2 separate regions of the Homo sapiens genome follow, and region 2 is linked to region 1. The links are chromatin loops, found by intact Hi-C in ENCODE. Cell type or tissue: endothelial cell of umbilical vein. All regions are shown on one strand. Each heading gives the region's core, and the rest is flanking DNA. Links, peaks and the distances in the headings are about the cores only. Region 1 has its middle 25 kb from the start of LACTB. Region 2 overlaps LINC02568 (long intergenic non-protein coding RNA 2568).

Region 1 (15,614 bases), core at 5,049-13,048:
CTCAGTTGTCCCATGGAGACACAGCTCTGTCTCTCAGGGGGAAGGCTGAAGGTCAAAGGAGCCCAGAGGCAGGATCAGGAGCAGCTGAAATAAAGCCAGAATTCACATTCATCTTATTACTTCTTTTTTTTTTTTTTTTTTTGAGACAAGGTATCTCTCTATTGCCCAGGCCGCAGTGCAGTGGCACAGTCATGGCTCACTGCAGCCTCAAGTCTCCCAGGCTCAAGCGATCCAGATGGCTGAGTAGCTGGGACTACAAGTATGCACCACTACGCCCAACTAATTTTACAAGTAGTAGTAGTAATAGTAGTAGTGCTGGTAGTAGTAGTATTTGTAAAGATGGGGTCTCCCTGTGTTGCCCAGGCTGGTCTCAAACTGCTGAGCTGGAGCAACCCTCCCACCTTGGCCTTCCAAGGTGCTGAGATTACAGGCAGGAGCCACACATCTGGCCTCATCTTATTCCTTTTTAATGGTGAGAACAGGCCAAAAGCAAGCAAAAGCCTTGTCCTGAGAGACGGTGAGATCCTCATCCTGGGAAGTGTCCAGCAGCAGCTCCTGCCCAGGAAGCTCTGGAAGGGATGAAGTCATCGGATAATGCTTGTGTAGAGATGGAGCAATGTTGCTCTGCAGATTCAAGGGGGATAGGGACTGCAGGCATTCCTGGCTGTTTGAAAGAGAAGCGGCCAGACAAGGGAAGTGGTTGATGTGATGCAGGCTCCCTGGAGAGCTGCCCTTGGCAGGATGTGGAGTGAGAGAGGGTGGGCACTGGGAGGGAAAGGGTGGAGCCAAGCAGATGGCAGGAGCTTACAAGGTATGTAAGTGACAGTTCTCCATGGTCCTCAGAATGTGTCCAGGTACCAACCTCATGAAATGTCCATGTAACAGTGAAGGAGCTGGGCTTTGCGGTCAGTTTTGATACCAGTGGAAACTGAAACACAGGCAGATAGACACACAGGAACAGGGAGCAGGGGATCAGAAAGATGCTGGGAATGAGGTGAGGGGTGGGGCAAAATCTTGGGAAGGGCTCTCAGCAAACACCAGCAGAGCCATCTGGTCTGCAGGGCCCCGGGGACAGGGCCTCTGGCCAATGAGCTTTTTTCAAAGGCCTGTGAAAATACGTGACATGCCAAAAAAAAAAAATTATTGAATCTAAAATATAAAAGGAAAAGTATGAAATTGAAAGGAATACATTTTAATTAAATGTCTATAAAACAAACAACGTCAATTCATTCATGTTTAAATTTAGTGTTTCTGGATTCTCTGTTTGAAAATAACGCTAAGGTTTTATTTTCTCCCTCCATAAAATGTACTGTGCATGCACAATGCCAGCCTGGAGAACATAGCCAGACATGTAGTCAATGAGCAGCTATAATTTCAAAAGCAAGATTAATAAAGTCCTTTTGATCCTTTCTACAGCAAAAATGTGATACTCAATGTGAAATATGGGTATATTCTAATGTGTTTGATATTATGTGGAATGCGGACTCCATAATTAAAAGACCCTGGGGCCTGTAATGGTCTTAAACTGGCCCTGGAATTGGGGTCCAGGCTAAATTGAACCAAATCTCTGAGAGGTGAAATGAGAGCCCAGCTGAAGTCTGGGTAATAACAGGATTAGATGGAACCTCAGAACCTTCCAATTCAGAGTCCATCTGAGCACAGGTGCTTTTAACCCTGAAGGGCTGTTCAGACAGATGAGCTTTTAGAGGGTGGACGTGAAGTTCTCTGGGAGGAAGAAGCACCTTTCAAGCGTGATGAACTGTTATGGTAGGTCTCCACTAGAGCTAATATAACTCAGGAAACAGAAAGTGAGCCAGACCAAGTGGGTGGTAAATGACCGCTTGGCTGGGGGCTGGTGGCTGATGGCGGGTGGCTGGTGCAGCGTCACTCAGCAGCGGTAGGTCTCCTGACTGCAGCTGGGATGTGCTGTCACCCACTCCAGCACTAAAATTCAACACTGATTGCCAATTCGCCTTTGAAGGGCGCATTATTTTCTTTAATGATTTTACTCTTACACTTGAGAAAAGGGAGGAGGAAAAAATTGCGTTCTCCAGACACCTCTTGCCCCCTCGTTCTTTGTCTTTGATCCTGTTCCCAAGCTTACGCCATTACACGCCCTCCCTGTCATGCCCAGCTGTGTGCCCTCCCTGCCCGGCCCTCCCCAGCCAGGTTTCTTTGGCTGTGAGGCAGCAAAGGTGCCCAGCAGACACCCCTTCTGCCCTCTCTCAGGCTGCGTTCAGAGCTGGGAGCAGAGAGGCCAGACGGAGGAGGATGCCACCCAGCCTGGCCGCACAGGGCCCAAGGTGACTGGGAGGACCCCGGCTTCCCTCTCACCCCACCCCAGGGGCTCCGGGCAAATGACCTCAGCCTGAAGCAGCCAGTGAGGAGGCGTTTGTAGGGCCACTGGGGTTTGCCAGCTCCTCACTGGCAGATGACCTGGGGGAAGCAGTTTAATAGGTGTGTGTGCCCTTCTATCATGCGTGTCAGTGACCAGAAAGGCAGAGACCAAAGAGCAAAGGTGAGTAGTGACCCTCTACCAGCGAGCAGGCATGGCCCTCCTTCCCTGAGACCCGTCCCCAGCCTTCCTACTCCCTCCATGACAGAGCACACACATGGCCACTGTGGTTTTCATAATAATGAACTCATAAAGAACTAAAATTCACCTAGCACTTTCCGGCTCCCAGAGAGCATTTCCATTTTATTTGATAGTGACAGTGATGCTGGGAACAAAGCAGGACAGACATCAGCACTGTCCCCATGTAATCAGTGACAACACGGTTCCAGGGTGCACTGGCTTGGCCAGTGTTCCGTGGCTAAGATGTGGACAAGCCCAGTGACATTCAAACCTGGGTCTTCTGACTCCAAGACCCATAGTGAGCGGGCTTCAACCCTAAGAACCAACAGGGAAGCACCAGCTCTCACTGAGGAGCCAACCAGGCAATGAGTGTGGATTTGGAGTTGGGATGCACACATGGTGAGTAGCCGTGACCCTAGAATCAGAATATCTGTCTCAAGAAGCTTTTGGGGCTCTTAAAATGCTGACATCATGTAAAGTCATTGACCTTCGGGGGGAAAGATCATTTTATTTATGGCAAGATTCAATGCACTCATTCATTCATGTGTTAATTAATTCAACAAGCACATACATTGAGCACTACTCCATGTTAATAGATGCGAGCCAATTTGCCAAAAAATCAGTGCACCCAAAGACCCAATCTGCTGAATCATTAATTCACTCAATTTAATCCATTTGTCAAATGATTAGTTCACTGATTTTTCCAAATTTACTTGTTGTAGTTGTAACAGCTTGAACAGTAATGTTTTAACAGTGAAAATGTTGGCCAAACAAAAATCTGTAGAAATTCATGTTTTGCAAGTGAAACCCTACCTTCTGGGCAGAATTCCAGCCTTGAACTATATGATAAGATTGTCTTAGGTACCTCTGGTTTCTTTACATGCTTTTGAATGTAAGTGTATATTTTCAAACTTGAAACACTTGAAATATTTTTTCATCAGTTTCTCAAAAGACATTTAATCCTTAACTTGATTGAGGAAGTGTGGAGAAGTAGCTACACAGAAGAACCTGGCCCTGGAGGCAGCCCTGCCTGGTGTGTGAGCCCAGCTCTGCCCCTGTCTTAGCTTTGGCACCTTGGTCGAGTGACTTACACATATGTGATGGGAGCTCGGCCATATCACTTACAAATACTAGGGGAAAAAAACACATCATAGTAATAACAAGGTTATTTCTAGGTGGTGGATTGTAAGTAAATTTACTTGCCTTTTTAAATACTTTGTATTTATTTATTTATTTTGAGATGGAGTCTCGCTTTGTCGCCAGGCTGGAGTGCAGTGGCGCGATCTCAGCTCGCTGCAACCTCCACCTCGCGGGTTCAAGCGATTTTCCTGCCTCAGCCTCCCGAGTAGCTGGGATTACAGGCATGCGCCACCACACCTGGCTAATTTTTGTATTTTTAGTAGAGATGGGGTTTCACCATGTTGGCCAGGCTGGTCTCGAACTCCTGACCTCAGGCGATCCGCCTGCCTCGGCCTCCCAAAGTGCTGGGATTACCGGCATGAGCCACCGTGCCTGTCTAAATACTTTTTGATGTTTTAAAACATCCCTTGAATAATTTTAAGTGTTCACTATGGAAGAGGAACCACACCAGATGGCTTCATATATATTGTTTTAAACCATGTATGTTGTTTTAAACTTCATGTATGTTGTCATAAACCCACAAGATAGGTAATATTATCACTCATTTAGAAAGAAACTGAGGCTCCAAAGCATTAAGTAACTTGCACAAATCCCACAACTCTAATGAGCCTGACTTCCAATCTGTCTGACTTCAAAGCTCGTGCTAATTTGTACTTTCTCTGGCTCAACCGGTGTCCGCCTCTATTATATTAAATGGGTGTAATATTTGCATCTTAAAATATGGTGGGAGGATGGAATGAAATGATAGGTATGAAAGTCCACTGCAAACGATAAAGCCTTCAACAAAGAATATTAATAATAGGTAACGTACACATAGTGTGCGCCCAGTACTGGGCTGTTCCAAGGGCTTTGTAGATATCACATTCCCTTAATCATCTCAGTGATCCTGAGAGGCAGATGGCCATTATCCCCATTTTACAGAAAGGATATTGAAGAACAGAGAAGCTAAGTAACACGCCAGAGTCACACCACCACACATTATACCAGTTACCCAGATGGGAGCCTTTCAATTATAAATGACTCCCAAGTCACCTGTTTCCCAATATTCTCCCCAATTCCTTCCCCAGGGATACACTGTACCTTACTAGGTGGCAGGTAGTACACCTGGCTCAGCAGGAGGTCAGAGATGAAAGGTCAGGCATTAGGTTCAGGGCTCCATGGTATTGCATGGACCTTGCTTTCCGGGGACTGCCTGGGACAACCACGCACTCCAAAGACACTGCTGCCACCTGCTGTTCACATATTCTCCACCCAATGGCTTCTCCCCAGCACCTGCATGCGTGAGCCTCTCAACAGCATTACCGTCTTTCCCAGACCCATTCTGCAGCCTGGGTAAAAGAATTTAAACTTTTGCTCAATTTCAAATGCAAGAAGAGTAAACCCTTAGAAACAGAAGAGTTTGAATAAGGGAGCTGAGACACACTCCTGAGCAGTGTGACCTCGGGGCCCTCAGCCTCTTTAAGTCTGTTTCCTCATTTGTAAAATGAAGACACCATAATAATATGTGCTTCATGCAATTGTTTTTAAAATAAGATTTTTTTCCAATCTACAATTTACTTTCCTATCAGAAAAAAATGCTAAATATGTAAAGGGCAAGGCAGGATGGGACACAATTAAACATCCTAAATACCTACAATCATCTCTGTTTACATTATTGTTTTTAACAAATCTTTAACTTTTTTATTAATAAGGCATCTTGATTTATATTTTGCTACTGATTTTGAGCTCATCAAAGTAAATTCTGTCATTCTATTTGCATTTTATTGAGTACCTGAACCAGAAATGTGAAATGGGGAAAGGGTTACCTGATTTTTTTTTTTAATGAAAAAAGATTTCATAATTAAAATGGTCCCTTCCATCTGAGATTCTCAGAATATTCCCAAGATTCTGGTTCACAAGTTTCACATCACTTCTTTCAGGCAAATGGGCAACCTAAAACTGAGAAAATTGAAGTGGGCTTTTGCCACTTAAGTTCCCTTGGGAACTGACACAAATAGCAAAGCTAAGAGGCCTGGCTCCCGCTACACAGCTATAAACATCACACCAGATTCTGTTTGCCTGAAAACTCCTTCTGACTGAGTCTAGATGCCAGTTGTTAGATGATAGTCAATTTGCATGTTGCCAATCTAATATTCCTGGATCCTTAACTTATGTTGCTGGTTTAGAAGTTCAGTAAAACTGAAACTGTATTAGTAAGTTCCAGCAAGAATGTGTAAACTATTTCAGTAGTATCCACTCTGCTGCATACCATAGACCTGGATGTCATGGTTTAAAGGGGCAGATCTAGCTGCTCTCAACCTCTAAAGGGGAGGCTGAGTGCCAAATCACTCTCCTACGTCCTTGGTATGGACAAAAGAGTAAATGAAGATACTATCAGCTACCTGGATTTATCTTTCTGGTGACAAAACTTTTCCCTCTAAAAAAGTAGCCCTTGAAAACTGTCTTTCCTTTGTGGAAATAAAAATAGCATTTTAAAAGAGACAGCATTTGATACCTATTAAATTGGTAAAATTTTATAATAAATTGCTCAATGCTGGAATGTTAGCAATGAGATCAAATATGTTAATGGCATTAAAATTTGTGGGATCCTTTTGGAAAGCAATAGAAATATATTTGCAAGAACTCTAAAGAGTTTTTAAGCTTTGAGCTAATAATTCTATCCTGGAGACTTTGGTTTTCAACAAAGGCAAAAAGCTATATTTAAGAAGCCACTTGTCGTAGCATTATTTTTATTTTTTGAAACAGCGTTTTGCTCGTTGCCCAGGCTGGAGTGCAATGGTGCAATCTCGGCATACTGCAACCTCCACCTCCCAGGTTCAAACAATTCTCCTGCCTCAGCCTCCCAAGTAGCTGGGATTACAGGTGTGTGACACCAGGCCCGGCTAATTTTGTATTTTTAGTAGAGATGGGGTTTCACTATATTGGTCAGGCTGGTCTCCAACTCCTGATCTCAGGTGTTCCGCCCACCTCGGCCTCCCAAAGTGCCGGGATTACAGGTGTGAGCCACCGTGCCTGGCCCGTTTGTTGTAGCATTATTAATAGTAGAAAAAGAAAAACCTGGCGACAACCTATATCTTCACCCAAAAGGAATCATGATTAATTCAGTTGATGGAATATTATTTCACCATTAAAATGATAAACACGGAGGCTAGGTAGAAATGTAGATGCCTATCAAAGTATAATCACAAAAAGAAGAAAAAGGAAATGTGGAGAAATGCATAAGTGAAAAAGGGGCAGAAAACCAAAATGATATGTACATTGTAACTACAGCCCTCTTAAGTGCTTATGGATGCCAACTAGGCTGTAATGGGCAAAAACACAGAGCTGTGTTAAGATGGTAGAATTCTGGATGATTTCTCTTTATTTCCAAATTCCCTTAATGTGTTTACATTATAAAAAGAAAACTGGCCTTTCAGGGTGTAGATATTCTGAGTTAACCTAGTTACTCTACAGAGTACCTCTTTCTCCAATGGGGAGACAGCCATGATCTATTTGGAAAAGCCAGTGATTTCTCATTCTATCGTAGTAAGTTGCAAAATAAATTCATCAAGCACTACAATGATCAAATATGATATACTGCAATTGGAAGAAGCAGGGCAGAAAAATATCCTCTATTAAAGAATCTTGTGCTCCTAAATCTTCAGTATGTTGATCTGGGTTGATCTGTGCTAAGGTGACACTTGTCCAGCCTTGATGGAAGAATTATAAAGTGACTATGAAATATGTCAAGGCCTGTTTCACTACCAACTTGCATTTGACTAGCACTTTATAATTGTATTTATTTATTTATTTAGAGACAGTCTCACTCTGTCACCCAGGATGGAGTGCAGTGATGCAATCTCAGCTTACTGTGACATCCGCTTCCCAAGCTCAAGCAATTCTCATGCTCCAGTCTCCCAAGTAGCTGGGATCACAGGCACCTGCCACCATGCCCAGAGAATTTTTGTAAATTTAGCAGAGACAAGGTTTCGCCACGTTGGCCAGGCTGGTCTCGAATTCCTGACCTCAAGTGATCCACCCACCTTGGCCTCCCAAAGTGATGGGATTACAGGCAAAAGCCACCGTGCCCGGCCTATAATTTTTAAAATATTTTCACATCTTTTATCAAGTTTGAGTTTCCCAACTCTGTACAGCAGGCAGGGCATGTAGTATTTTACACATGGGGACACTGAGGCTTAGAAAACTAAGTGACTGGCCGGGCGCGGTGGCTCATGCCTGTAATCCCAGCACTTTGGGAGGCCGAGGCATGTAGCATATTAACTCTGAGCTACATGGATTATGGTGAAACTACTGATTGACTTTTTAAGCGCAGAAAGGAATTTTTTTTTTTTTTAAAGACAGAGTTCTCGTTTGTTGCCCAGGCTGGAGTACAATGGCGCGATCTCAGCTCACCACAACTTCTGCCTCCCGGGTTCAAGTGATTCTCCTGCCTCAGCCTCCCGAGTAGCTGGGAATACAGGCATGGGCCACCACATCCAGCTAATTTTGTATTTTTAGTAGAGACGGGGTTTCTCCATGTTGGTCAGGCTGGTCTCAAACTCCCGACCTCAGGTGATCTGCCCGCCTCAGCCTCCCAAAGTGCTGGGATTACAGGCATGAGCCACCGTGACCGGCCCAGAAAGGAATGTTTTGTGAGGTATGAATGGTTAGTGTGCCTGGGGAGGTCCACGCAATGATCTGTTGGAGAGCCTGATAGCAACGTGGTGAGGCCACAGTGTGGTACAATTGCAGGAAGATGACTCAGGACCTCAGTACCCACAAACAGGAGGCATCTATGAGAGGGAGGCGGGGGGTATGCAGTGCCTGATGGAGACTTCGGCAGGAAGAACTAAGGGTGGACCTAGCCTTAGATCTTTGGTCCCTCAGTGATCAAGATTGCTCAGAGGAAAATCTTTCAAACTTAGACTGGGGCATAGAAATAAAGGGAGTAACTCTTGAGATGGTTTCTAAGAAAGAACTAAGTAACCACACATTGATAACAACAGTCATATTCCCAGCCTCCCTGTGGTTCCTGCCATGGCTCTGGGCGCCTATGCTTGAGCCAGCAAGGTCGGGCTTCTCATGCTGGATCTGCAGACTCACCCCCAGACGCCTATGGAATTTCAAATTCTGTCTTTCCATTTGATTACTATTTAAAATTAGATTCATGGTTGCAGGTTCTGGGTCCTCTGGCCATCCACTGAGTACCATAACATGGCTTCACAATCTACACTGGCACTGTGTTTAGATGGGATTGGAGCCAAATAATTCTATTTGAATTGTCACAGGCTAAAGAGAAAAAGAATAGAGATGGACTTACTATGTAAACAAGTAGAGGCCAAAGGACATCACAAAGCATTGTATGCAAAATGTTTTCCTAGTCACTCAAATGGGAAACTGATGGATATGCAGAGTTAACACACAGTCCATGGGGTACAGGCATAGAACACTCTCAAGGAAAAAAAAAAAAAAAAAGGGCAGCACGGCCCTCTGCCCGAGAATGACTTTTTTGGTCTCAGAATCCCTTTCTACTCTTACAAATTACTGAGAACCCCAAAGAGCTTTTGTTTATATGGGTTATAGCTATCAATGTTTATATATTAGAAATTAAAAATGGGAAATTTATTTACCAATTCATTTCTAAACGACAATAATAAACCCATTATTAAAATAAATAACACTTTTAGTAAAAATGTTTTCTAAGATGGAAAACTTTAGTGAAAAGAGTGAAATTCGTCCCTCTCCCTCTCCCTCTCCCCACGGTCTCCCTCTCCCTCTCTTTCCACGGTCTCCCTCTGATGCCGAGCCGAAGCTGGACTGTACTGCTGCCATCTCGGCTCACTGCAACCTCCCTGCCTGATTCTCCTGCCTCAGCCTGCCGAGTGCCTGCGATTGCAGGCGCGTGCCGCCACGCCTGACTGGTTTTCACATTTGTTTGGTGGAGACGAAGTTTCGCTGTGTTGGCCGGGCCGGTCTCCAGCTCCTAACCGCGAGTGATCCGCCAGCCTCGGCCTCCCGAGGTGCCGGGATTGCAGACGGAGTCTGGTTCACTCAGTGCTCAATGGTGCCCAGGCTGGAGTGCAGTGGCGTGATCTCGACTCGCTACAACCTCCACCTCCCAGCCGCCTGCCTTGGCCTCCCAAAGTGCCGAGATTGCAGCCTCTGCCTGGCCGCCACCCCGTCTGGGAAGTGAGGAGCGTCTCTGCCTGGCCGCCCATCGTCTGGGATGTGAGGAGCCCCTCTGCCTGGCTGCCCAGTCTGGAAAGTGAGGAGCGTCTCTGCCCGCCCGCCATCCCATCTAGGAAGTGAGGAGCGCCTCTTTCCGGCCGCCATCCCATCTAGGAAGTGAGGAGTGTCTCTGCCCGGCCGCCCATCGTCTGAGATGTGGGGAGCGCCTCTGCCCCGCCGCCCCGTCTGGGATGTGAGGAGCGCCTCTGCCCTGCCGTGACCCCGTCTGGGAGGTGAGGAGCGTCTCTGCCCGGCCGCCCCGTCTGAGAAGTGAGGAGACCCTCCGCCCGGCAGCCGCCCCGTCTGGGAAGTGAGGAGCGTCCCCGCCTGGCAGCCACCCTGTCCGGGAGGGAGGTGGGGGGTCAGCCCCCCGCCCGGCCAGCCGCCCCGTCCGGGAGGGAGGTGGGGAGTCAGCGCCCCGCCCGGCCAGCCGCCTCGTCTGGGAGGGAGGTGAGGGGCACCTCTGCCTGGCCGCCCCTACTGGGAAGTGAGGAGCCCCTCTGCCCGGCCACCACCCCGTCTGGAACGTGTACCCAACAGCTCATTGAGAACGGGCCATGATGACAATGGCGGTTTTGTGGAATAGAAAGGGGGGAAAGGTGGGGAAAAGATTGAGAAATCGGATGGTTGCTGTGTCTGTGTAGAAAGAAGCAGACATGGGAGACTTTTCATTTTGTTCTGTACCAAGAAAAATTCTTCTTTCTTGGGATCCTGTTGATCTATGACCTTACCCCCAACCCTGTGCTCTCTCAAACATGTGCTGTGTCCACTCACGGTTAAATGGATTAAGGGCGGTGCAAGATGTGCTTTGTTAAACAGATGCTTGAAGGCAGCATGCTCGTTAAGAGTCATCACCACTCCCTAATCTCAAGTACCCAGGGACACAAACACTGCGGAAGGCCGCAGGTTCCTCTGCCTAGGAAAACCAGAGACCTTTGTTCACTTGTTTATCTGCTGACCTTCCATCCACTATTGTCCTATGACCCTGCCAACTCCCCCTCTGCGAGAAACACCCAAGAATGATCAATAAAAAAAAAAGAGTGAAATTCTTTTACATTTTTCCAAATCCATTTAATGTTTGCATTAAACGGAAGATAGCTGCTTTCTTTTATCTGCTTATATAGTCCACTTATTTTGACATAGTTTGCATATATGAAGAAAATATGACCTCACATACATGTATAGATGGAAAAGGGAAGAGTATGTCATTAGACTTTTCAGATAATTCTGGATGTGCTTCTTTGATACTGCACTATAATTCAACAAATGGCATTTTTTTTTTTGAGACGGAGTTTCGCTTTTATCGCCCAGGCTAGAGTGCAATGGCATGATCTCAGCACACTGCACCCTCTGCCTCCCAGGTTCAAGCAATTCTCCTGCCTCAGCCTCCCAAGTAGCTGGGATTACAGGCGTGCACCACCATGTCTGGCTAATTGTTTATTTTTAGTAGAGACAGGGTTTCACCATGTTGGCCAAACTCGTCTCAAACTCCTGACCTCAGGTCATTTGCCCACCTCAGCCTCCCAAAGAGCTGGGATTACAGGCATGAGCCAACACCCCCAGCCAAATGGTAGTTCCTTAAACATTAATTGCAAGGTATAATCTGGAACCGTATCACTGAACTTTTCGTATTCAGTCATACTAAAATTCACTGGTTCATCTTGCGTTTTATTTTACTTTTTAATATATTTTATTTTATTTTCAGACAGGGTCTCACTCTGTCGCCCAGGCTAGAGTGCAGTGGCACGATTACAGCTCACTGCAACCTCAACCCCCCAGGTTCAAGCGATCCTCCCACCTCAGCCTCCTGAGTAGCTGGGACTACAGGCACAAGCCACCACACCCAGCTAATTTTTGTATTTTTTGTAGAGATGGTGTTTTACCACGTTGGTCAGGCTGGTCTCCAACTCCTGGCCTCAAGCAATCCACCTGCCTCGACCTCTCAAAGTGCTGGGATTACAGGTGTGAGCCACTACAACCAGTCTCATCTTGCATTTTAAATGGTTCTTTTTTTATGCAGGATTTTTGTGCTTTGGCCATTTTGAAAATATTGATTCAATGAGTTGTAGACTTCCAAATGTTGACATAGTTCATTATATAGTATCGAAAACTACATTTATTACTATCACCACAAATTTCATAAGAAAAGTATTTTAACACTAGATGGCTGGGCGCAGCGGCCCATGCCTGTAATTTCAGCACTTTGGAAGACCAAGGGGGGCAGATCACTTGAGCCTAGGTGTTCGAGGCCAGCCTGGGTAACACAGTGGGAATGCGTGTCTACAAAAATTTTAAAAATTAGCCTGATATGGTGGCACACACCTGTGGTCCCAGCTCAGATAAGATGGGAGGATCACTACAACTCAGGAGGCCAAGGCTGCAATGAGCCGTGTTTGTGCCACTGCACTCCAGCCTGGGCAACACAGCAAGACCCTATCTCAATTTAAAAAAAACAAAAACTAAAAAACTAAAAAGCTGTCAAGCTTATGGTAGCAGATACAGGCTTCCCCAAATCCTAATTTTCACTTGAAAATTCAGTTTACCATGTGGCAACAAATACTGTCGTATGATTTCCTTGAAGTGACAGGATACTTTATTCATTTTCAGAAAATATCCGCCAAATTCCCAAGTCAAAAGAATAATAGTTTGTCTGTCAGCCATCCCTTTAAGTAAAAATAGGGTTCCATTTTTTTTTAATTAATTTATTTTTTTATTATTATACTTTTAGGGTACATGTGCACATTGTGCAGGTTAGTTACATATGTATACATGTGCCATGCTGGTGTGCTGCACCCACTAACTCGTCATCTAGCATTAGGTATATCTCCCAATGCTATCCCTCCCCCCTCCCCTCACCCCACAACAGTTCCCAGAGTGAGATGTTCCCCTTCCTGTGTCCATGTGATCTCATTGTTCAATTCCCACCTATGAGTGAGAATATGCGGTGTTTGGTTTTTTGTTCTTGCGATAGTTTATGGAGAATGATGACTTCCAATTTCATCCATGTCCCTACAAAGGACATGAACTCATCATTTTTTATGGCTGCATAGTATTCCATGGTGTATATGTGCCACATTTTCTTAATCCAGTCTATCATTGTTGGACATTTGGGTTGGTTCCAAGTCTTTGCTATTTTGAATAATGCTGCAATAAACACACGTGTGCATGTGTCTTTATAGCAGCATGATTTATAGTCCTTTGGTTATATACCCAGTAATGGGATGGCTGGGTCAAATGGTATTTCTAGTTCTAGATCCCTGAGGAATCGCCACACTGACTTCCACAACAGTTGAACTAGTTTACCGTCCCACCAACAGTGTAAAAGTGTTCCTATTTCTCCACATCCTCTCCAGCACCTGTTGTTTCCTGACTTTTTAATGATTGCCATTCTAACTGGTGTGAGATGGTATCTCATTGTGGTTTTGATTTGCATTTCTCTGATGCCCAGTGATGGTGAGCATTTTTTCATGTGTTTTTTGGCTGCATAAATGTCTTCTTTTGAGAAGTGTCTGTTCATGTCCTTCGCCCACTTTTTGATGGGGTTGTTTGTTTTTTTCTTGTAAATTTGTTTGAGTTCATTGTAGATTCTGGATATTAGTCCTTTGTCAGATGAGTAGGTTGCGAAAATTTTCTCCCATTTGTAGGTTGCCTGTTCACTCTGATGGTAGTTTCTTTTGCTGTGCAGAAGCTCTTTAGTTTAATTAAATCCCATTTGTCAATTTTGGCTTTTGTTGCCATTGCTTTTGGTGTTTTAGACATGAAGTCCTTGCCCATGCCTATGTCCTGAATGGTAATGCCTAGGTTTCCTTCTAGGGTTTTTATGGTTTTAGGTCTAACATTTAAGTCTAATCCATCTTGAATTGATTTTTGTATAAGGTGTAAGGAAGGGATCCAGTTTCAGCTTTCTACATATGGCTAGCCAGTTTTCCCAGCACCATTTATTAAATAGGGAATCCTTTCCCCATTGCTTGTTTTTCTCAGGTTTGTCAAAGATCAGAGAGTTGTAGATATGCGGCGTTATGTCTGAGGGCTCTAGGGTTCCATTTAAAAAGCAGCTAATTTGGCCAGGCGCAGTGGCTCATGCCTGTAATCCCAGCACTTTGGGAGGCCGAGGCGGGCGGGTCACGAGGTCAGGAGATCGAGACCATCCTGGCCAACATGGTGAAACCTCCGTCTCTACTAAAAATATACGAAAAAAAAAATTAGCCAGGCGTAGTGGCACACACCTGTGGTCCCAGCTACTCGGGAGGCTGAGGCAGGAGAATGACATGAACCCAGGAGGCAGAGGTGGGCAGTGAGCCGAGATCACGCCACTGCACTCCAGCCTGGGCGACAGAGTCAGACTCCGTCTCAAAAACATATACACATATATATATAGAAAGAGATATATTATACATATGTATATTATAGATCTCTATCCATATATCTATAATATAGATGATAGGATAGATGGATGGATGGATGGATGGGTAGATAGGTAGATAGATAGATACAGATATCCACCAGCCACAGCCTCTCAAAGTGCTGGGATTACAGACCCCACCACACCCATCCCACATTCTGTAATTTAATCTACACAAATCCCCCTGAGGAAGATACTAGTATCTAGGGCAGGACTAGGGTGAGAGAAGAGGCCCAGGGTACAAAATTGAGGAGTTACATACACAGAGAGAGAGAAAGATATACAAATTAAGGAGGCACTCCCTCTCAGAGCCATGCTGAGGAAAATGAGCCTCCAGAAGGGTAACTTGGCAACAAAGTGGTTAGCAACAGACATGGGGTCCACCCTGGGGTCGGCCTGTGGTAGCCAAAGTGAATGCGATGAAGTGGAGGGGACCACAGGCTTCCTTCCTATGGGTTCTCATGCTGTCACCCCATCCAGATGGTGCAAGCCTCTGAGAGACTGCCCAGCCTGTTCTAGAAAGTTCCCAACTCTGATTTTCCTAACTTTGATTCAAGACTCTGACATACTAAAATCTAACTTCCCCTTCACAGTAATGCCCTGCGGAGACAGCCACACTTTAAACTTCATGAAAGTCTTACAGTAAGGGCCTCTTAAGATTTTCTCAGAGAGCCCACTTCTGACAATTTAATAAGAAAAAGCCTCTTAGGACAAAAACGGGAAGTTACAATCTTTCACCAAGAAGCTAAACCTTTGGCCTCATACCATGGAGGATGCTTTTGGAGGCCATCACCATCACTAGGATGAGTCTTTATACCGGCATTTGGGATTGTCTCTTCACCTAAAGGGTAAAATGGCTCTGCGAATAAGTAAAGCTGCCCCACAATGTAGCTTCTCCCTCTCCTGAAGATGGAAAGATGAGCTGAGTGAGCTATAGAACAGAGCATTTAGTCCAGAGTGAAAGCCAGCACATTAGAATTCGGGGGGCCTTCCTCTGGGAATCCCTGAGGCATTTTTGTAAATAACCAACTCAAGGGCAGGAAAGCCCTTAGAAAAGAATAATTAAAGTCTGTTGGGATAACCGTTCTCAGAGCCCCAAGGCAGACTCTAGCAGAAAGCCTCCCCTCAACGCCTGCCCCAAGGAAAGGAAGCTGAGCAGAGAAATGAGTTACCAAGAAATAACGAGCAAATAAAAAGATGCTCTTTACTCAGGAGGCTGAGGTGGGAGGATCACTTGAGCCTAGGCGTTCGAGGCCAGCCTGAGCAATATAGCAAGACCCTGTCTCTACC
Region 2 (15,614 bases), core at 4,337-12,336, 310 kb after region 1:
ACAAAGAAATAGCACTCGAACATACATTTAATTCTCTCAGCAAAGCAATTTTTACTTTCTGCAGAAAGGGTGCTCATCACAGATGGAACAATGGCGAGAGCACACCTGGACAGGGGAGGGGCAGGAGTTCTGATTCCTGACACAGGTAGGCCCTGCTGCTGTGTTGTTCCCCTGTTGGCTAGGGTTGGACCGCACAGTCTAAGCTAATTTTGATTGGCTATTTTAAAGGGGCAGGGGTATGAGTCAGAGTGGCGGAGTGAGTAGTTTGGCAGGAAGGACAGTTAGGAACAGGTAACCAAAGGTGACTTAGGTCAGAGAAGGTGACCAAGGGTGACTCAGGTCAAAGAAGATGACCACAATGAGTCAAGATGGAGCAGGTGACCAGGGGAACAGATGTGAACTACTGATTAGGACTACGGGGAAAGTTGTTTACTTAAACTAGAAGCAAGTGGGCAAAGAGAACCAGGAAGTTAAACTTTAAAATGGAGAATCAAAGAATAAGAGAGCTGAAACTACTGACGTGCTGATTCTTTGAAGAGAAATTTGCAGTTCACTATATTTAACAAAAATATGTTATTTTGTGTGGTTTGGTTTTTAAACCTACCTACCGCATTTACTTATCCATTCCCCTAGCAAATGCCCCAGCTCCCTGCTACCAGTACTACAGTGAGGTGAGTGTTTTTGTCCGTGATCCTTTAGGACCTGTGTAAGAGTTTCTCGGAAGCATATGTCTAGGAGTGGAATTGCTGATGCATATTTATTTTCACAAAGTACGTCTAGGTTGTGACTGCGAACTGCAGAACTCTCTGCCCGTAATGACTCTGTCCAAACCCCTGCACTAAGAGACTTGACCAAACCCTAGCATGGCTTCTAGCAGCTTAAGACCATGTCCCTAGGATGATACCAGCCTCCCTTAAAATGCTTGCCTGGAAGCTCAATGCTGCCAGGAGAATTTACTGTTTATTCTGGCCAAAACCTGGTGATAGGCAGATAAGCCCCTGAGCTCCCTCTTAGAGCAGTTATTTTAGAAAGCTTGCAATTATAAATCTTTCCTTTGCCCTTTGAGATGTAAATCTCCCACCCAAAACGGTCTCCTCAAGGATCTGAGAGCCCTCTCTTTGAAATGCAGATATTCAGGGAGCTATAGCTCTTCTCCCAGGAGGATAAGGGCCTAACTGCTATGGATGCCTTACTTTAGGAGAAGTGTGTTTATCCTTCGGATAAGCACCAGTGAACAAATCCAGGTGGCGCAATCACATAGACTAACCCTCCCTTAACACCCCACAGTGCCTTTCCCTTAATCTTTAAATAGTCTCCAGTACTTTGCATCAGGTACTCTGTTCACACTCTACTCTTTTTCCTTATTGCAGTAGTCCCTGAATAAAACCTGTCCTGGCTGCTTTAACCGGTGCCTGGCTCTATCTTTGACATGCCCTAGAATACAGTGTTTGTTTCCTTTCCGTTTTGTTTCCTTACAACCTGCCAGAGTTTGGTATTATCCAGTCTCCTAATTTTCCAACCTCATGGGTAAAAAGACTTAGTCTTGCTATTGTTTTAATTTTCATTTATCTAAGAACTAGTGAGGTTCACTTTGGGAGGCTGAGGCGGGTGGATCATGAGGTCAGGAGATCAAGACCATCCTGGCCAACATGGTGAAACCCTGTCTCTACTAAAAATACAAAAATTAGTTGGGCGTGGTGGCGGGCATCTGTAGTCCCAGCTACTCGGGAGGCTGAGGCAGGAGAATCACTTTAACCCAGGAGGCGGAGGTTGCAGTGAGCCGAGATCGTGCCACTGCACTCCAGCCTGGGCAACAGAGTGAGACTCTGTCTCAAAACAAAACAAAACAAAACAAAAAAACTAGTGAGGTTGAGCAAAACCAGTGGGTTTTTTGGGGTGAGTCACATATTCATATCCTTGCCCATTTTCCTGTTGTATTCTCTTTTTCTGATTGATTTGTAGGACTTTCTTATATATTCTGTATAATAATCTCTTGCTGGTCTTGGGAGTCTCAAATATTTTTTTCTCAGTCTATCACCTGTCTGTTCATTTAGATAACTATATCTGCCATCGTCATTATTGTTAATTTTGATATAGTCATCAATTTGAGGGGCAGGGAATACAGTTACACTTTTTGAATGTTTTTTAAAAAAATTCTTCCCCACTTCTAAGGTCATAAATATATTCTGACGTATATATATGCATACACATGCATATCTATGTTTTGTAGGGTGGTGTTTCACATTTATATCTTTAATTCTTCTGAAGTTCACCTTTGCTTATGGTGTTAGGAATGCAGCTTAATTTTTTTCCATGTAGTGAGCCAATCTTCCCTACACTGTCTACTAAGCAACCCATCCTTTCCCCATTTACTTGTTTTTCATACATCAGGTGCACATACAACAAAACACATAAGCATACCTATGAATTTCTGACACTTTCTCACCCTTACTCTATTTCCATGCTTCTACACCACAGTGCCGTAATGTTTTATTATATAGCATTGGAGTATACTGGGGCAAGTCATTCCTCTTTGTTCTTTTTCTGAAATTGGCTCAACTGATGGTGGACCTTGTTTTTTTCTTCTATATAAATTTTGAATATGCTTTTTTTATTCCCTCAAAAAATTCTGTTGGGACTATACTGAAAGTGCCTTGAATTTTTAGACTAATTTTGGGAGAATTGTTATCTTTACATGTTAAGTAGTCTTGTCTACCAATGTGGCATATCTCTTTCCTTAAGTCTAATGTCCTTTGATAGTTTTATATTTTTCTCCAAAAATTTATTTTGAATATTAAGTTGATTTTTTAGTTGTGTTGCTCTTCTGAAAATTATCTTATTTTCTATTAGGTTTCCTGGTTGAATGTTCTGTTGTAGAAGAATGCAACTGAGTTTTCTAAACAGATCTTCTTCTTGACATCCTTGCTGAACGTAAGTATTAGTTCTAAAAGTTTTTCTATTAAGTCTGTGAGGTTTTCTATGTAGATAATCAGATCACCTGTACATAACGACAGTTTTGCTACTTCCTTTCAAATCCTATACCTAGTACTTCTTGTCTTATCACATTGGCCAGGACCTCCAATACTATGCTGAGGAGTGGCAGTTCTTAGAAGGAATGTGGGTGTATCTTTACCTGTTATCTCCTTCCTTTCCCCTGATGTACCCACAAGCTTCATCTCCTGCTGGTGCAGGACTAGTGATACTGTTCTGTCTTGCAGTGGAGTTGGGGAAGACTATAATCTGCCCATGGAAATACAAGGGAGGAAAATAGTCTAAGATAAAATCTTCCCCACCTACAGCACTGTCCCTTTTCCCCTGCAGTCTGCAGTCGCAAACACATACACTGGGCTCCAACCATTTGCTGTCCCTCTAGAAACTTCTCACAATTATCACATTAGATTCTCAGATCCATCAGTTGCACCATTTCTGAGACACTCCCAGAACTAGGTTGACAGAGATAGCCAGGAGCCCCTGTTGGGTCCCCATTGTGTCAGTATCCAGAAGCCAGAATGACACTTCTAAAATAGTTATAATCATGAGAATGTTTTAATCAAGGGCCTTTAAAGCCCTCATGTAAGCCCTTTAATATCACATTCAAAGGTCTTAACAAGCTGGCCTCACTTCCTTTTCTACTTCCCATAACACACCCTACACTCCAACTACCCTGGGTGATGTTTTCCCCAAAAAATGCTGTGCACTTTAACCCTCTGTTTACCATACGTTTACCTCTGTATGGAATTCTCTCTCCCCTTTCTCACATTGAGAAATGCTACTCATTCTTCAAAGCTCGGAACAAAAGTTGTCTTCAAGAAGTTTTCTCTAGTTCATGCCATTGGTGTAAATCATTCCTTCTTCAATACTCCCTGGAGCACTTATCTGTCAGATTTGCCTTATAGTTTGTTGCCAGCAGAGCAAAAACTGTGTTTTATCCATATTTCTATCTCTAGTTCAGTTTTTCACGCACAGTAGATGCCCAATAAATGTTTATTCATCAGGTTAAATAATGAAGACCACGATTTGTAGGAAAGATAAGTTTTTAGTAAGAATGAAGTAATCCTTTTCTTGGCTAATCTCAGTTCCAGTAAGATTGAGTGTGAATTTCCAGAAGTGGTGTTATCTTCAGCAATTCTCAGCACCATGCAAATAGGAATGAAAACATATACTGTAGGCCGGGTGGGGTGGCTCATGCCTGTAATCCCAGCACTTTGGGAGGCCAAGATGGGTGGATCACTTGAGGTCAGGAGTTTGAGACCAACCTGGCCAACATGGTGAAACCCCATCTCTACTAAAAATATAAAAACTAGCCGGGCATGGTAGCGGGCACCTGTAGTATCAGCTACTCAGGAGGCTGAGGCAGGAGAATTGCTTGAACCCAGCAGGCGGAGGCTGCAGTGAGCCGAGATTGCACCATTGCACTCCAGCCTGGGCAACACAGCAAGACGCCATCTCATTAAAAAAAAAAAAAAAAAAAAAAAAGAAAACATGTACTATAAACTCCTAGTCATTTTCTTTATGTGATTAAGTCCTCCGAGTGCTATAACAGGTGTTCAACTTGTACAATGCTGAGCAATTATTTAAAACAAAATGTAGGCCGGGCGCAGTGGCTCATGCCTGTAATCCCAACACTTTGGGAGGCTGAGGCGGGCGGATCATCTGAGGTCAGGGGTTCAAGACCAGCCTGGCCAACATGGTGAAATTCCATCTCTATTAAAAATACAAAAATTAGCCGGCCATGGTGGTGGGCGCCTGTAATCCCAGCTACTCGGGAGGCTGAGGCAGGAGAATCACTTGAACCCGAGAGATGGAGGTTGCAGTGAGCGGAGATCGTGCCACTGCACTCCAGCCTGGGTGACAGAACAAGTCTCCTTCTCCAAACAAATAAACAAAAAACCAAAATGTATCTGCCAAGTCTAACATATAAGGGCAATTGTGAAAGTTATCCTGTGGTTAGACATTCCTGGGTCTCTATTCTCGAAGAATCCTGCTAGTTACATCCTTAGTGGGTATCCTTACACACAACCCATAAAATGTACCAATTTGCTGGTGAAAATTATGAAAACAAACAAAATTTTCTTTTGAAATTGTTACCTTTATTTTTGATAGGAATTTTCACTAAGTGGGATTCCTAATTGCCCCATAGATAGATTAGCCGTGCTGTGGACGAGACGTGAAAAAGGTAGATGAGTAAACTGAAGTAAGATGAATAATAGTTATGTTGTCCCTTTTCTTTGAATGATATACAGTAGTTTCTTCCATGTGTTTATTTTTTTTCTTTCCTGGCAAGTAGGTCAAGAAAGTGTTATTAATATTATCATCTTGGTAAACACTGAGATAAGGAGAAATTAAATTAATTTTTTCAGTAGATTGTTACAACACTGGTCCTTAATTTGTTCATACCTCTCTCTACAACATCCTTGGATAATACCTTTCGCACTGACTCAAGGCTTAGCCATGTATCTTTCTTTGGCCAATGGGACAAGAGCAAATGTGACACAAGAAGAAATATTCAAGCACTTGCACACTGAAGCTTGCTTTCTCTTGCTGCTCTTTTATACCCTGAGACCACCATGCTGAGAACATTATGTGAAGCCTGGGCTAGCCTAGTGGAGGAGGAGAGATCACATGGAGCAGAGACAAACCATCCCAGCTAAGTCCTCCTCAACTAACCAGCCTGTCAATTTCATGTATGTGAGGGAGGCCAGCCAACCCCAGTTGAGCCACCTACACACCTCCGATCTGCATACCAGCCTAGATCAGAACGGCTCAACTGACTCACAGAATCATGAAAAATGATGAGTGTTCATTGCTTTAAGCCACTAAGCTTTGGGGTGGTTTGTTTTACCCCCAACCTAACTGGTACATTCCCCAAGAAAGCCTAGTCAGGCTAGATTCTAGGGGTCCTGATCCCCAGATTCATGTTCAATTGCTACTACTCCTCTTCTGTTCAAAGGCCAAATTTAGATATGCAAAACTTAAGGATTTTATTTTGGATCTTATTGAATTTCCCAAGGGCAAAGGCCATGACTTGATTTATCCAGCTGGAATAATACTTTGCCTTATTAATAAAATAATGCTCAGGGAGAGGTGTTACTTCTCTGAAAAGGAACTAAACTTTAGTTGTTTTTACAAGGATAGAAGGGAAAGCTAACTGTTACATGTATAACTCTGAGAATTTATATAGGGCATAGATATTTCTAGTTACAAAGAAGGTTTTAGACTAAGGAACTCTCCTAAGAAATAGAACAGAGAGGATGGAAAAAGCAGGGCCCATATCTTCCTCATGATTTTGTCCCTGATATGGTTTGGCTGTCCCCACCCAAATCTTATCTTGAATTGCAGCTCCCATAATCCCATGTGTTGTGGGAGGGACCTGGAGGGAGATAACTGAATCATAGGGGCGGTTTCCCCCATACTGTTCGTGTGGTAGGGAATAAGTCTTACGAGATCTGATGATTTTATAAAGGGTTTCACCTTTCTCTTGGCCCCCATTCTCTCTTGTCTGCCACCATGTAAGACATGCATTTCACCTTCCACCATGATTGTGAGGCCTCCCCAGCCATGTGGTACTGTGAGTCCATTAAACCTCTTTTTCTTTATAAATTACCTAGTCTTGGGTATGTCTTTATCAGCAGCATGAAAATGGACTAATACAGTTCTTATGGCCCAGACCAGAGTCTTGCAGAGCTGCTAGGCTGCACAACTTCAGGAAACACTATTTACATTGAGGTCTGTGCAAACTGTGCCCTCTGCTCCCATCCCCAGAGTTGTGCAGTGTACATGGGGCCCCTGCATAGCACACAGTAAATATTTAAGAATGAATGTTAGCCAGGCATGGTGGCTCACACCTGTAATCCCAGCACTTTGGGAAGCCGAGCACGTGTGTACACACACACATTTGTGGTATTTAGCAGAAGTTTTTTTGTTTTGTTTTGTTTTGTTTTTTTTTTTAGAAAAGGTCTAGAGCTCTGTCTGTGCAGTGGCACAATTATGGCTCACTACAGCCTCAATCTCCTGGGCTCAGGGCTCAAATGCTCCTCTCACCTCAGCCTCCCAAGTAGCTGGGACTACAGTTGCACGCCCTCATGCCTGGCTAATTTTTAAAAATTTTTTGTAGAGATGGGGGTCCCACTATGTTGCCCAGGCCAATCTGGAACTCCTGGTCTCAAGCGGTCCTCCTGCCTCATACTTCCAAAGTGTTGGGATTACAGGCATGAGCCACAACATCCGGCCTTAGTAACTGAGTTTTAACTGCAACGAAAAATAAACCAAATTAGAATGAGTATCCCTATTGGGTAGCCTCCAGGAGCGCAAGCCACTTTGCTTTGTCTGTGACAAAGTAGGAAAATACCTAAATGAATTGTAAAGATCAACAATAGACCCAGAGAAGAAACTCACCAAATTCTGCAGGTTAAAAACGATAAAAAATAAAAGCTCATTTTGGCTAATGGTGACACCTAGTGGAGTATCAAAACTGTGGGGTTTTCTTGGAGTAAACTATTTTATTTCACACAATGGAGTAGGGGAGTCCCTGGGATTGTGTACCCTTGCTCCCTTCACAATAAGATAAGGAGATGAAGACCTACAGGCCTCCCAGGGTAAGCAAGTACAGTATTGCTCTAGAAGAGACTGTTTCTGTGTGCGGTTGCAGAAGACCTCAGAATCACACCAGAAGGTCTCAGCAAGTGAGATCAGGGGCCACTCATCACTTAAGACAATTATTCCTCTCAGTCTATGCCTTTCCACTTGAATGTCACTCTTTCTCCTGCTCCTTGCCCTCCTTCTTTCCTCTTCTGCTTTTATTTACCCCATGTTTATCCTCTGCCCCCTTTCCATTCTTAGTTCTCTAAGCCCATTGATGCCTCCCAAGATGTTACAAACCCCAGAGCAACACGATCTAGTATGGTAACCACTGCCCCATGTGGCTGTTTAAATTCAAATTAAGTAAAACAAAATTAAAATAAAAATTCAATCCCTCAGTCTCGCTGGTTCCATTGCAAGTGTTCAACAGCACTAGCGGCTACCATATTGGACAGCGCAGACGCGATCATTCCCACCATTGCAGACAATCCTGTTGGAAAGCATGGGCCTGAGGCTTTGTTTACCTCGCTCGGCTCACCTCTTTTCCTTCTCAGCACCTCTTCTCTAAGTGGCAGTTCTTGAGACGGTCTTTCTGCTCCTCCCTGTCCCTCCCTGCTCACTCCAGTCTATTGGGTGGCTTCCTGTTTTCTGTATATTATTATGTAAACTTGTTAACGTGACCTTGCCAAGGTACACACACAAAATATGTAATCACATTGGACAGTTTGTTCAGGACAATGATTTCAGACCATCTTGTTTTCCATGCATTGGAACACATCAAAATATTTTTAAACTCAACACATCAACACGTCATTTAAAACAATTATACCCCAGGCCCTTTTTTTTCTTTTTTAATCTATAGGTTCCTACTTTTTTACCTTGTCTTATGCTAAAGTAGCTTTAAAATTAAACAGTACATCTTCTTAAAAAATACCTAAAAATATATATTTTATGCATAGAACGGCTCTGGAATGAGACACGGGAAACTGGTAACACAGTGCTGTTTGGCTGGGATGGACATTTATGTGGAGAACCCTTGTATAGTATTTGGATTTGTACCAGGCGTGAGTGTACGTGTGCATATCTGTGTAGATATGTGTATATGAAGCTTTTAAAATTAAATTGAATTATGAATAACTTTTGAAAAGAAAAATAATACTTGAAAATAAATCTCACAGCCTTGAAAGGATCAAACTAAAATGATTCCAGGAAGATGAGCTCTCAGACACAAGGTCATTTCTGAATGAGGCTGCATGGTTTCAGTGACGATGTGTCTAATGCGTGGAGATGTGGTACTGTGTTCACTTTATGTGCAATGACGATTTGCTAAGAATTAGAATACTCTGGTAAGTGACACCTTCTGACTGCCAGTGAAAGTTTACATTAGAAAGAGAGCCTTCTGGCCAGGTGTGGTGGCTCACACCTGTAATCCCAGCACTTTGGGAGGCCGAGGTGAGTGGATCACGAGGTCAGGAGTTCAAGATCAGCCTGGCCAAGATGGTGAAACCCCGTCTCTACTAAAAATACAAAAATCAGCTGGGCGTGGTGGCGCATGCCTGTAATCCCAGCTACTCAGGAGGCTGAGGTGGGGGAATCGCTTGAGCCCTGGAGGCGGAAGTTGCAGTGAGCCGAGATCGCGCCACTGTACTCCAGCCTGGGCGACAGAGCAAGACCCCATCTCAAAAAAAAAAAAAAGAAAGAAAGCCTTCCTTTGAGCCTGTCACTTTGGTGCCCATCTCAAAAAGGACCTTGGAAAATGCTGAAAGCTAGATGGATCCTCCCTTCCTGAGGCACACTGAGTCACCTCTCTTTCAAGGGCTTAAAGAACAAAGTGAAAGTAACCATTTCTCTTCCTTTTCCTTGGCTCCCCTGGTCTAGCCATGGCTGTGTGTTCTTCTTAGGATCTTCGGGGAAGAAAAGAGAAGGGAGCCTGAGTTCTTGCCTCACTTCAAAGCTGGTTTTAGCCCAAAGGCACTTCGAACTTGGGATTTATGTAGCATTTATAGTAAATTCTCATGTTTCTTTAAAAAGAAATTTGGGGACTAGAATACCTACAAAATAAGAACTAGTTACACCGCCAATTTGAGAAAAAGGGAAACTGAGGTAGACACAGCAAATGTGTGAGCTGGGATTCACAGCACTCTTGACTTCCTGTAAGTTTCCATGACATCGAAACCATATAATCATATGCCCAGACCACACTATAGCACCTCTGTGTGAATTCATCTAAATAAAGCGATGCCTGGACCACGCCACCCAGGGGAGTTGGTTTGTGGTTCTTTCTGACTGTGGATTTCTACAGTGCCAGCCTGGCTTTGCGGGGAATCATCATCCTTCTAAAAAAACTAAGGTTTACAACTGGGCTCCCCAGGACATGCAGGATTGAGTTTCTAATGATGGGAAGACAAATGGCAGCCCATTCCTCAATTAGGTTTTTGAAAACAAGACATCTGTCACAAAACTACCCCCCTCTCCCCGCCGCCGTACAGAAGTTTACATTTTATTTAAACCTAGTGTTTTTTGTTGTTGTTGTTGTTTTCTGTTTTTGACGCAGGGTCTGGCTCTGTCGCCTAGACTGGAGTGCGGTGGTGTGATCACAGCTCACTGCAACCTTCACCTCCAGGGCTCAAGCAATTCCCCCACCTCAGCCTCCCCAGTAGCTGGGATTACAGGCACATGCCACCATGCTCAGCTAATTTCTGTATTTTTTTGTAAAGTCAGGGTTTCACCATGTTGCCCAGGCTAGTCTCTAACTCCTGGACTATGACCTACCCGCCTCAGCCTCCCGGTTGGGATTACAGGCATGAGCCACCGCACCTGGCCAAAACCTAGTGTTTTGTTTTTTTTTTTTCAATGACTGAAAAAAGAGAAAAAAAATCTATCTTTTAGAAGGAGTAACGAAACATAGGCCTAGAAATTGAGTCCCAGGCAGGAAGCATCTGCTACCACTTAATGTTTAATGGTGTAAGCCCCAGACTGCCGAGGATGGGCAGGATTTTATAGTTTGGAACTTACCAAGCACCATCTATTTTCTAAACTAATTTTGAGTTGATGTGGAATTCTATGTTTTAGGAAGGCAATTTAAAGGGCACAGAATAAGCTAAAAAGAACATAAGTGAGCAAAAGGGGAAGCAGCTATCGCAGAACAGCAGATGGAAGGGTTTCTGCCTCGGCCTGAGTGTAGCTGCATATTAATTAGATGTTATTGTTGCTCGCATTAGAGAAACAAAAAAGTGTCAGTTTTGCACCACAGACAAAAATGTATGAAAGAAAAGAGGAGTAGAGGCCTCAGCAAGAGTAGGAGAATATCACATTTAAAAAGTGCAACTTGTAAAAAAGCGTCCAAGAAAAAAGAAAATCAGCATAATGTTGGAAGAAACTGTTCTGGAACAACTGCTGTTTTAATCCTTCTCCTAGTCTGTTTGTGTTGCCATAACAAAGTACCATAGACCGGGTAATTTATAAGAACAGAAATTATTTCTCACAGTTCTGGAGGCTGGGAAGTCCATGACCAAGGCACTGGCAGGTTTGTTGTCTGGGGAGGGTCTGGTCTCTGTTTCCAAGATGGTGCCACACGGTGGAAGGCAGAAGGGCAAGAGGGACTTACTCCCTCCATCAAGCCCTTTTATAAGGGCACCTAGTCTCAGTCCTCAGGGTGGAGCCCTCATGGTCTAATCCCCTCTTAAGGGTTTCACCTCTTTTTTTCTTTTTTTTTTTTGAGACAGAGTCTTGCTCTGTCACCCAGGCTGGAGTGCAGTTGCATGCTCTCAGCTCACTGCAACCTCTGCCTCCTGGGTTCAAGCAATTCTCCTGCCTCAGCCTCCCCAAGTAGCTGGGATTATAGGCGCCCGCCACCACACCTGGCTAATTTCTGTATTTTTAGTAGAGACAGGGTTTCACCATGTTGCTCAGGTTGGTCTCAAACTCCTGACCTCAACTTATCCGCCTGCCTCAGCCTCCCAAAGTGCTGGGATTACAGGCGTGAGCCACCGCGCCCAGCCAAGTCTTCACCTCTTAATATCACTATCACGTTGGCAACACCTGAAGTTTGGAAGGGATACATCTAAATCATAGCAATCCCCAAACCTTATCCCCAGTATGCGAGACTGTATTCAGTTAAAGAAAACATGTCCTAGAAATGATATATATGCTCAGACCTCAGGAAAGGTCACTGATACAAGGGAGTGTGTGATTTTCTTCAGGAGAAAATGACTGATGACCACAGTGGATTCAAAGAGCATGGAATAAAATCATTGGCTTGGTGACCCAGTCTGAAAACAAGAAAAATGTTAAGCCAGGTGAAAATAGGCTTTTCTGCAGCCAGGCTGCAGAAAAGGGCCAATATCTGTACATGCAAGAATAAAGGGGAAAGGAAAAGGAAGATGCCGAGGCTTCATCAACCTGGACAGAGAGACAAAATGGGCCTATTTATTGTGAGTTCCAAGGCATGCTGGGTAGGGATGCTTAAGAGCCTGTGGTTGCTTTGGGATCCTGACAGGCCCCATCGAAACAAAAGCTATTTGACCTTGGGTGAATCACATAGTCTCTCTGAACATTAAGATTTTATCTGTAAAATGGGAGCGTAAGTTGATGTGCATAAAGCGTCTGGCAGGCAATAAGGGATCAGTACCTAAAAAGAGTTCAGCATTGGATTCCTGTTATTTTCTTTGGGAAGCTTAAGCTTGAGCCATGTTATCACATTTCCTGTCTTCTAATTAGCCCTGACAGGCTCGTAAAAGAGAGACCTGGCTTAGGCACAGCAGCTCTGGGCTCCCATTAGGAGTGGTGGATCGTTTTTTCCTTCTGGCCAGGATCCAGTTGGCCCCAGGTGGTAAACCTAAGAATGACTTCAATTTTTAAACATCTTGTTGCCTTAAGGGGCAAAGGTAAATAAGTCCCAAGAGCCTCAGTTTCCCAGATTCCCAAGTGTTGCCCGCATTACTGCATCTATGTTTCATTCCAGGTATAAAATGCTAGATTTCTGAATGTGGATTTTCCTTCCCAGGAAGCCTAAAGATAATATAGATATCTATTTAGTTGAGTGCCTTTTGCCAGGAGACAGGAGAATGGAGAGAATGATCTGTTGAATTTTATTTTTAAGCACAACATAATCCTTAGCAATGGTTAATTTGCTTAATAAATAATTGTTGAATATTATTACGTTCCAGGGAGATACAAGTGCTCAGGTGAGACAAAGAAAAGTAAAACATAGTCCTTGCCCTTGAAGAGTTTATGGTCCAAACGGGGCTAAAACTAGGACACAAATTATTACACTCAAGGCACAATGCAATAAGGACCACAGACCAGATGGGAACAAAACGAATCAGGGGTTTTGAAGGAAATTTCCTCTAGGAGATTTTTATTACATCAGCAACACTCTAATAAAAATAATACCCTAATAAGTAGTGATTTTCCTTTCTCTCTGTTCCCTTATATATCCTTATCCATACATTTATGTGATTTTTATAGTGTAGTCACAATAAACTTTGTGTCTCGTGAGCATTATGTTATAAGCATTTCCTTTGGCTAAATAGTCTTCATCATCATAATTTCCATCTGTCTGAGTGTAATTTCCTTTAGAGTCCCCTGCTGTGAGATAGTTGGGCTATTTCCAGTCTTTTCACTGTTAAAAATTATGATGACTATGATGCAAGAGGTATCTTTATGCACGTAGCTTTTTTTTTCTTTAGTGTCATTTTGTTTAGCTCAACTCTGCAAAATAGGATTGATGGGCATCAAGGTACAGGAACATTTCTGTCTCTTTTGAAATATATTACTTCATTGTTTCCCCCAGAAGTTTGGGCCCATGTATTAGGCAGGGTTCTCCAGAAAAACACAACCAGTAGGATACATATAGATATATAGAAAAAGGTTTATTCTGAGGGATTGCCTACTATGGAGGCTGAGAAGTCCTGTAACTGCTGTCTGCAAGCTGGAGGCTCAGGAAAGCTGGTAGTATAATTCCAGTCCAGTCCCAATGGTCTGAGAACCACGAAGCCGAAAGCATATGTCCCAGTCCCAGTCCAAAGGCTAGAGAACCAAGAACACTGATATCCAAGGACGGGAGAAGATGGATGTCCCAGCTCAAGCAGAGAGATCAACTTCGCACCTCTTCTGCCTTTTTGTTCTATCTGGGCCCTCAACAGATTGGATGGTGCCTGCCCACATTGGTGAGGGTGATCCTCCCTCGTCAGCCTGTCAATCCAAATGCTTGTCTCTTCTGGAAACACCCTCACAGGCACACCCAGAAATTATGTTTTACCAGCTATGTGGGCATCCCTTAGCTCAGTCAAGTTGATACATAAAAGAAATATCGCAGCCCATTTACAATGTCTCCAGCAATAGATGTACCTGTTTCAGCAAAACGGTGTCCGCACTGGGTGGGCTGTTTTTGGTTTTCTTATAATTTGCTATGATTTTATAACTATGCCATGATGCCTTGTTGTTATTTTAATTCACATTTCTTTGATAACTATTTTTCCATATTCTTCCTAATCGTATCTCTTAAATGAGTTGGCATCCTTTGCCTATTCAGGATAAACGAATAAGATTTCCACTGGCAGAGAGCCAGTGAATTGACATTTTGGGGACAAAAAATGGCTTAGTCAGGCATAGAGGCAGGAAAGCACAAGGTATTAAGGAAAACACAGACTTTTTGGGCTGGGATGTAGGTTACTAAAAAAAAAAAAAAAAAACTGGTGGAGGTGAGGCTAGAAAGGAAAGTAGATGCCAGTGTATGAAAGAGTTTGTTTTTATTTTTTATTATTGTATTTTGTTTTGAGACAGAGTCTTGTTCTGTCACCCAGGCTGGAGTGCAGTGGTGTGATCTGGGCTCACCACAACTTCAACCTCCAGGGTTCAAGTGATTCTCCCACCTCATTCTCCTAAGCAGCTGGGACTATAGGCATACACCAACACACCCAGCTAATTTTTGTATTTTTAGTGGAGACGATGTTTCACCATGTTAGCCAGGCTGGTCTCAAACTACTGACCTCAAGTGATCCGCCTGCCTCTGCCTCCCAAAGCTCTGGGATTACATCTGTGAGCCACCGCGCCTTACCTGTTTTTTGTTTGTTTGTTTGTTTTTTCTGTCACCCAGGCTGGAGTGCAGTGGCATAATCTAGGCTCACTGAAACCTCTGCCTCCCGGGTTCAAGTGATTCTGCCTCAGCCTCCCGAGTAGCTGGGACTACAGGCGTGCACCACCACGCCTGGCTAATTTTTGTATTCTTAGGAGAGACAGGGTTTCGCCATGTTGATCAGGCTGGTCTTGAACTCCTGACCTCGTTATCCACCCGCCTCGGCCTCCCAAAGTGCTGGGATTACAGGCGTGAGCCACCGCACCTGGCTGCCTGACCAGTTTTTAATCCTATAGGGTTTTCTCTTTTTTTTCCTTTAATTTGTACAATATTCCTCATAGGAGTGAACAATTGGGGTGGACTGTCTCTCTCTCTTAACTCCGATGAATCTATAGGACTGCCAGTCAGGAGCAGCCTTCTCCATATGCCCCTGTCACCTCTAGCCAAATTCCTGATCCTCTTGCTTCTTTTCCACCTGGAACCTGCTGATTCCTGGGGCTCCCACCCCACCTGGCTCCTGCTCACCTGCTCCCTGCTTCCATCATCGGTTCGACACTCCTGGAACCCCTGGCCCCACCTCTCCTCAACTCCTCGTGACACTCACTCTCAGTGCAGGCCCAGTCTACTTCTGATTTAAGCTCTGTCCACCTGATCCAGCCTAGGGCCCAACATCAGTTCCGGGCATTGGACCCCAGGTTCTGCACCCGTCCTGGGCTCACCCTGGCCCCCTCAGGGATGTGTTCCCTCTGTCTTCCAAGAGGGTTAAAAGCCATGAGGACTCAGAAGGAGGCATCCAGTCTTTCCTCCTCTATCTGGAGAAAGAGGGGCGGCCTCACAGAACCATAGAGAAGAGGGGTTGTTGCTCTTTGAGAAAACACCTAGACTTGGTTCCTGGGAACTGCTAACTGCAAGGGGTTGGCTGTTCCTGCCCCACGGCACTGACAGGCCTTCTGGAGAA

The links. Hi-C counts contacts between places; a loop is a spot of excess contacts. Peaks named below come from ENCODE experiments on the same cell type or tissue, not always from the same donor. Only the 100,000 strongest peaks of a DNase experiment are listed, where the experiment ranks them.
Region 2: it touches region 1 in a loop (10-fold over the local background); 6 of 110 quality-filtered maps call a loop at or near these places.

What each region holds. Positions count from the first base shown.
Region 1 is chr15:63,088,826-63,104,439 of GRCh38, forward strand. No RefSeq gene overlaps it. Among named protein-coding and RNA genes, the nearest start is that of LACTB, 25 kb to the right of the region's middle. RefSeq lists an enhancer at 1,521-5,317 and a silencer at 8,285-8,579. In endothelial cell of umbilical vein, for the core only: no CTCF peak of the experiment used is centred there; DNase peaks (open chromatin) are centred at 8,446 and 8,956; H3K27ac peaks cover 1,891 bases.
Region 2 is chr15:63,395,537-63,411,150 of GRCh38, forward strand. It overlaps LINC02568 (long intergenic non-protein coding RNA 2568), which reads left to right. Exons shown (of 7, transcript NR_120375.1): 3 at 65-145; 4 at 2,851-2,931. Among named protein-coding and RNA genes, the nearest start is that of LINC02568, 13 kb to the left of the region's middle. In endothelial cell of umbilical vein, for the core only: a CTCF peak has its summit at 7,455 (motif pointing left); DNase peaks (open chromatin) are centred at 7,455 and 12,275.